2 separate regions of the Homo sapiens genome follow, and region 2 is linked to region 1. A link is an interaction called in ENCODE POLR2A ChIA-PET data of the cell type or tissue named here. Cell type or tissue: HepG2. All regions are shown on one strand. Links, peaks and the distances in the headings refer to the core of each region. The heading gives the core; the rest is flanking DNA. Region 1 overlaps LINC01622 (long intergenic non-protein coding RNA 1622). Region 2 has its middle 31 kb from the start of IRF4.

Region 1 (2,910 bases), core at 153-2,652:
GAATAGACTATTTCACTAGAGTCCACGCTTCCCCTTCTGCCAAGAGATCACCAACTGCACATACATCAGGGTCTAAGGAGCATCTAGCTTAGCAGCCCACCAAATTGTTTGGGCTGTGACATGACCTAAGTCACTTGTTAAATTGATAGCTCATTGATTTCGGTAACCTGGTGTTGAGAATAAGTGAAAGCACAAGAGTGGGTACCTTTTGGGATGCCCAGGCCTCTTCTGCAAACCCTCTTGATGATACAAGGTATGGCCCCCATGGTGCAGGGAGTCACAGCCTCACAGCTGGCTGGACAAATCTTGGACACTGGCTCAAGTCCAGCCAAGTAGCTTCTCCATCCCAGGAATATCAAGTTTGGCCAAGAAATTTCTGGTTATCTTTAGATACCAAACTTATTCAATCTGTCAAGCCATCAAATTAATAAATATTTATTAACCTGATATACAAATATGAAGGTCCTTCTAAGTTTTTGACCCTCTCTGAGGTGTGAGGATTCTAGAAATGAGATGATCTTCTGGGGATGCCCACTAGGAACTAAGCACACCAAGAAGCAAGCAGAGAAGGCTGGTTTGCAAAGAAATGCTGGAAAATGTACAATTCCCCATGTTAAGCCTGAGAGGAGAGACCTGGGGTAGGAGGCAGGGAGGACAGGAGAGAGCCCCGCTGCTTCCAGCCCCCTTCCAGCTCCTGCACCTGCCCCTGGTCCCAGAGGCTTCCTGTGTATTTCTGGTAAGGCTTCCTTTTACTACGCTGTGGTGGGGTTTGGCCCCTTAAAACCAAACAAACTCTGGCCAAGGCAAGCACTGAATTTATTCTGGCAATAACCCACAGATGAGGAATTTAAATGTTGGTTAATTTGTTTAAATCCACTCTTCTATTCACAAAGCATGCTCAGAATGTTTCTTCTTTCAATGGTTTTCCCAGGATTGCTATCTAATGGAACGTGGTTTCCTGTTGTACTCCTGTTAACACAAGCAAGGAAGAGCACTTTGCAGGAGGAAACACACGAAAGTCAGGATTTGTGTTTCCATAGCCTCCTAGTCTCCTAAACTCTTGAACATTTGCTATATTAAATAGCAAAGACAATAGGAATACAGGGCTAACTACCAAATATATTATCTACCAAAGCTAACAAAGTCTATTCAGGTAACTATTCAAAGTCGAACTTCAAAATCATTTAGTAACTATTTATCTGCCCCACCAGTCTCCTACTCAGGTTATTTCAGTCTGTTTGCAAATGTGTGTAAAGTTCAAAAACATTCCGGTGAGCTTGTTTGATTCTCCATGGACATAATGGTCCTAGATTTTCTACTTTTTTTTTTCTTTTTTTTTTTTGCAACGAAGTATCTCTGTTGGCCAGGCTGGAGTGCAATGGTGTGATCTGGGCTCACTGCAACCTCTGTCTCCTGGGTTCTAGCAATTCTCATGCCTCAGCCTCCTGAGTAGCTGGGATTACAGGCGCCCACCACCACCCCTGGCTAATTTTGTATTTTTAGTAGAGATGGGGTTTCGCCATGTTGGCCAGGCTGGTCTCGAACTCATGGGATCAAGTGATCTGCCCGCCTCGGCCTCCCAAAGTGCTGGGATTACAGGCATGAGCCAATACGCCCGGCCCTGCTGTTCTTTTATAATTGGGAGACTTCGAGGTTTGGTTGATAGAGCGCAAGCTTCATGTTCCAGAAGTTCAGGAAGTAAAATCTAGGTTTAGAGACAACGGGGAAGAGGCTCCAATGCCTAGTTCAGTCATGTAGGAACCAGAAAGACTCAGAGCTCCTGCTGCGCCCAGGAGCCCAGCCTCTTGCACTCTGAGAATTTCTGGGTAGAAAGCAGAAGAGGATTCCGGACAGAGGGCAGGGAGGTAGGGCAGAGACCTTGTTGGGCGGAGAGCAGCCCTCCCACAGCTCATGGGAGGGACACAGCCCTACTCCGCCCTGGCCTCTGGGAGCTTCTAGAAAGCAGAGACCCAGACCTGGCTACTGAGCAAAGCCCATGTCGAGGTGTTTAGAGAACATTATACACTTGTCTTCTTAGACCAGGTGTCAGCAAACTGCTGGCCACAGACCAAATCCAGCCCCAGGAGCCCAGTGTTTTTATAAATAAAGTTTTACTGGGAAACAGCCAAGCCCATTTGCTTGTGGATGGTCTGTGGCTGCACGGCAGAGCTGGGTATTCGTACAGCCCAGCCCACAAAGCCTAACATCTTTACTACCAGGTCCCTGACAGAATAAGTTTGCCAGCCTTTTTCTAGACCTATGCTGAGTAATAAGCATGAAAACAAACAAAATTATTGCAAGGGTTCTAGTACTTTCTTCTTTGTGACTAAACCTACTTCAGACGTTCACAGGAGTGGCAAGTTAGGTCATTCTGTTTGGAGTTGGAGTGAAAATGTTATCAGAAGCCATACCCTTGATCAACACTGACGGCTTTCTTAGATAAGCTACGAACTTGTTCTCAGGCTCCCCGCGGGATCTTGTGCTTCTCTGGGGTGCGTGCAGCCACTGCTGAGCTAGGCCAGGGTTGCTGGGCCAGGGGGCCCAGTGAGAGCTGCTAGCTGCGGGCTGCTAGGCTGCGTAGGCAAGCTCCTGCTCCCACCACGGGTCTTACTTCTTTGTGACATTAAGCTCACTTTCTCCGTTCTGCTTTGTGTTAAGACAAAAATATTCCAAAGGGCTGCTACCCTAATATTCCCAATAACTCTATAAGCAGAAAAGAGTTACAATTCTCCTTCAAAAGGGCAGAACCAAACCAAAAATTGTGTTAGGCGCTTATCTGAAACAGAGATGAATAATGCCACCATTAGGAAACAGTGAATAGAAAGCCTCCTTTCAACATACGTGGTGCGATTGGGAGGATATTCAAGTCATCAGGACATATATTGCCCAGCAACTGGAGAAAAAATGTTC
Region 2 (2,910 bases), core at 298-2,797, 650 kb before region 1:
GGGGCACAGTTAATCCTATGTAAATATTGGCGAATTGTCTTAGTCTGTTGCCTGTTGCTATAATGGAATACCATAGAGTGGGTAATTTACAAAGAAAAGTATGTATTATTATGATTCTGGAGGCTGGGAAGTCCAAGAGCATGGCACTGGTACCTGGTAAGGACCTCCTTGCTGCATCATAACGTCGCATGGCTGAGGGTGTCGCATGGCCAGAGGGCATGGGCACGCCAGCTCAGGTTTCTCTTCCTCTCCTTAGGAAGCCACCAGTCCCATCATGGGGGCCGCACCCTCATGACCTTATCTAATCCTCATTACCTCCCAAAGGCCCTACCTCCAAATATCATCAGCAAATCAATGTGGGGGTTAAGTTTTCAACACATGAAATTTGGGGGACACATTTAAAGCACAGCAGCTATTACTAACTTGGTATTCATTAGAAGCTCCTTTGAGAGTAGGGCAGTACCTTCTTACCTCAGTGTTTCCTAAATTTTAGTCCTATTTACACTGCCTTCAAACTTTTGATTATTTATTTAAACATTATTTAATTTAAAAATATGACTATTATGCATTTAGTATCTGTTATCTATTTAAAACATTACTTCTTAAAATACTTTTAAAAGTATTGCTATTTTCTTAAAACTGTTGGTTTTAAACATTTTTCTTTAGACGAAGTCTTACTCTGTCACCCAGGCTGGAGTGCCATGGCACCATCTTGGGTCACTGCAACCTCTGCCTCCTGGGTTCAAGCAATTCTCCTGCCTCAGCCTCCCAAGTAGCTGGGACTATAGGCATGTGCCACCACACCTGGCTAATATTTGTTATTTTAGTAGAAATGGGGTCTCACTATGTTGGCCAGGCTGGTCTCAAACTCCTGACCTCAGGTGATCTGCTCATCTCAGCCTCCCAAAGTGCTAGGATTACAGGCATGAGCCATTGTGCCTGGCCTAAAGTTAAATATCTACTTTAGCACCATGTTGAGCAATAAAACGTGTAAAAGCCACAAGTTTGATGGGCCAATGATATATCTATTTTCCAACATCTTTTTTAAATAATTAATAAGAATTAAAATGCCTTTAGATGCATCTGAAGTCCTCTGGATTCCGAAACCCGTGGCAGGTGTAGTACTACTCCTTAGAGAGACACCAAATTCCCATCTGTCTCCCATGGTGCCTAGCATCTGCTTTTGGGGCCTCATGCTTATCAGATGAACAGAAAATTTAATCAATTAAGAATTAATTACTTGATTGATTATTGACTTCAGGGGAGATCTTCATTTTTACCCTGTAACTTTAATCAGTAGGTCAAGTTATAGACTGGAAGGAGGGGTTTCCTCTTTCTCTGACCAACCGTTTTCTCTGATCGGCCATAAATCTCCAACAAGCAAATCTCTCTGAAACCTGGTGACTGGATGCTTTCCTACAATTTCACAGCTTTGTTGGAAAATTCTGCCTTCCTTCTGGATAAGGAACATAAAGTCCTTGTCCATGGTCAGTCTCATAGATTGATTTACATTTTTTCCATGTTGCTGAAACATGACTCTTCTCTGTAAATGATTACATGTTGGAGTCTTTTCCTGGCAAAAAAAAAAAGAGCCAAGAAATGCAAACAACTGAAGCTGAGACACTCACTTCAGAGGTGCCTGAACATTTTAGTCATCCCCGTGGCTATGTTTGCTTGGGTGACCTCGCACCGGAGCTTACTCACCACCGTGTGATTTTGTGACCACATAACTTTTGCTCAATGTTTTAAAGGTTCATGAAACAACCAAGAGGCCTGCTTTCCCTCATGTTCATAAGCAATGGCAAAACAAAATTCAGGGTTTTTTTTTTTTTTTTTTTTTTTTTTTTGACATTTAGGACCCAGGTCATGATACAAAACATTGAACTTTAAAAGATGTTTAGGTTGAAAATTTTAAAAATAGATTTTAACCGTCTAAAGGAGAGAATAAGCAGAATGAGAGATGGAGTGACGTCCCCTCTCAGCGTGAGCTGCCTGGCCACATGCAGCCAACCTGGACCTGGCCGGCTGGTCACTTTGTTCTTAGTCTCCTCTGTGCTGGGAGGCTGTCCCTCCCCTTCTACCTGGTTCCTTCCACCTGGAATCAGGCGCTAGTTCATGTCTCCCCTCACCAGTGACCACAGCCAGAAGAGGAAGGTGAGTGGAGGGGCCATGGGGCTTCCATGGGCTTGTGGCCTGCCTGCCTGGACGGAGTCCCTGCTCTCCCACTGCTCTGTTCAAGACACTCTGGGTGAGGAGCAGGGAGCCCTTGTGCCTCTTACTCTTGATCCCAGACTTTCTTCAGCCTCCAAAGAGAGACCATGTGTGGCACAGGATGCCACCTCCTCTGTAGGATGGAGGCAGGGAGCCCTCACAAAGTCCCTTTGGAGCGCAGAAGAAAAACTCAGCTATGGAACAAGGTAGAGAATGGAAGCACGTTAGTGCTAGCAGAGTCTGCCTGAGACCTGGGTAGGTCCCCAACATTTGGGACGGCTGTTTTTGTCCTGGAGTTTGAAGGAGAAACCCCTGAAAGATGGGTGTGGCCGCGGGGAAAGAGGTGGGGTGTGGGCGGAGGGGGCCTCAGGGCAAGGCTTGGGGTGCGGCGGGGGCTGCAGAGGCTCCCAGTGCCGTGAGACGCGTGGCCGCGGGGCCCGTGCTGGCTGGGACCACCTCCAGGAGCCCGTGGGTGCCCGGGAAGAGGGCAGGAGGTGCTGGGCCCTGCTGGGGAAGAGGATCGGTAAGGACTTGCAGGTGACTTTGCTCGCCTGTCCTGAACAGGGCACAGGGAAGGCTTCCCAGGGCCGTCTCCTTGTGGCCTGGCTCCTGCGGGCCCCGAGCCAGCCCTTCCCGGCCAGCCCAGCACAACAGCCCCGCCAGTCCGAACCAATGGAGAACTGCTTCGCGATGGGAAGC

The links. ChIA-PET counts read pairs that join two places held together with the same protein. Peaks named below come from ENCODE experiments on the same cell type or tissue, not always from the same donor. Only the 100,000 strongest peaks of a DNase experiment are listed, where the experiment ranks them.
Region 2: POLR2A ChIA-PET joins it to region 1 with 9 read pairs; 1 of 35 experiments calls an interaction of 5 or more read pairs at or near these places.

What each region holds. Positions count from the first base shown.
Region 1 is chr6:1,074,794-1,077,703 of GRCh38, forward strand. The region is part of intron 1 of LINC01622 (long intergenic non-protein coding RNA 1622); the gene reads right to left. Among named protein-coding and RNA genes, the nearest start is that of LINC01622, 25 kb to the right of the region's middle. In HepG2, for the core only: no CTCF peak of the experiment used is centred there; a DNase peak (open chromatin) is centred at 1,238.
Region 2 is chr6:421,250-424,159 of GRCh38, forward strand. No RefSeq gene overlaps it. Among named protein-coding and RNA genes, the nearest start is that of IRF4, 31 kb to the left of the region's middle. In HepG2, for the core only: no CTCF peak of the experiment used is centred there; a DNase peak (open chromatin) is centred at 1,652.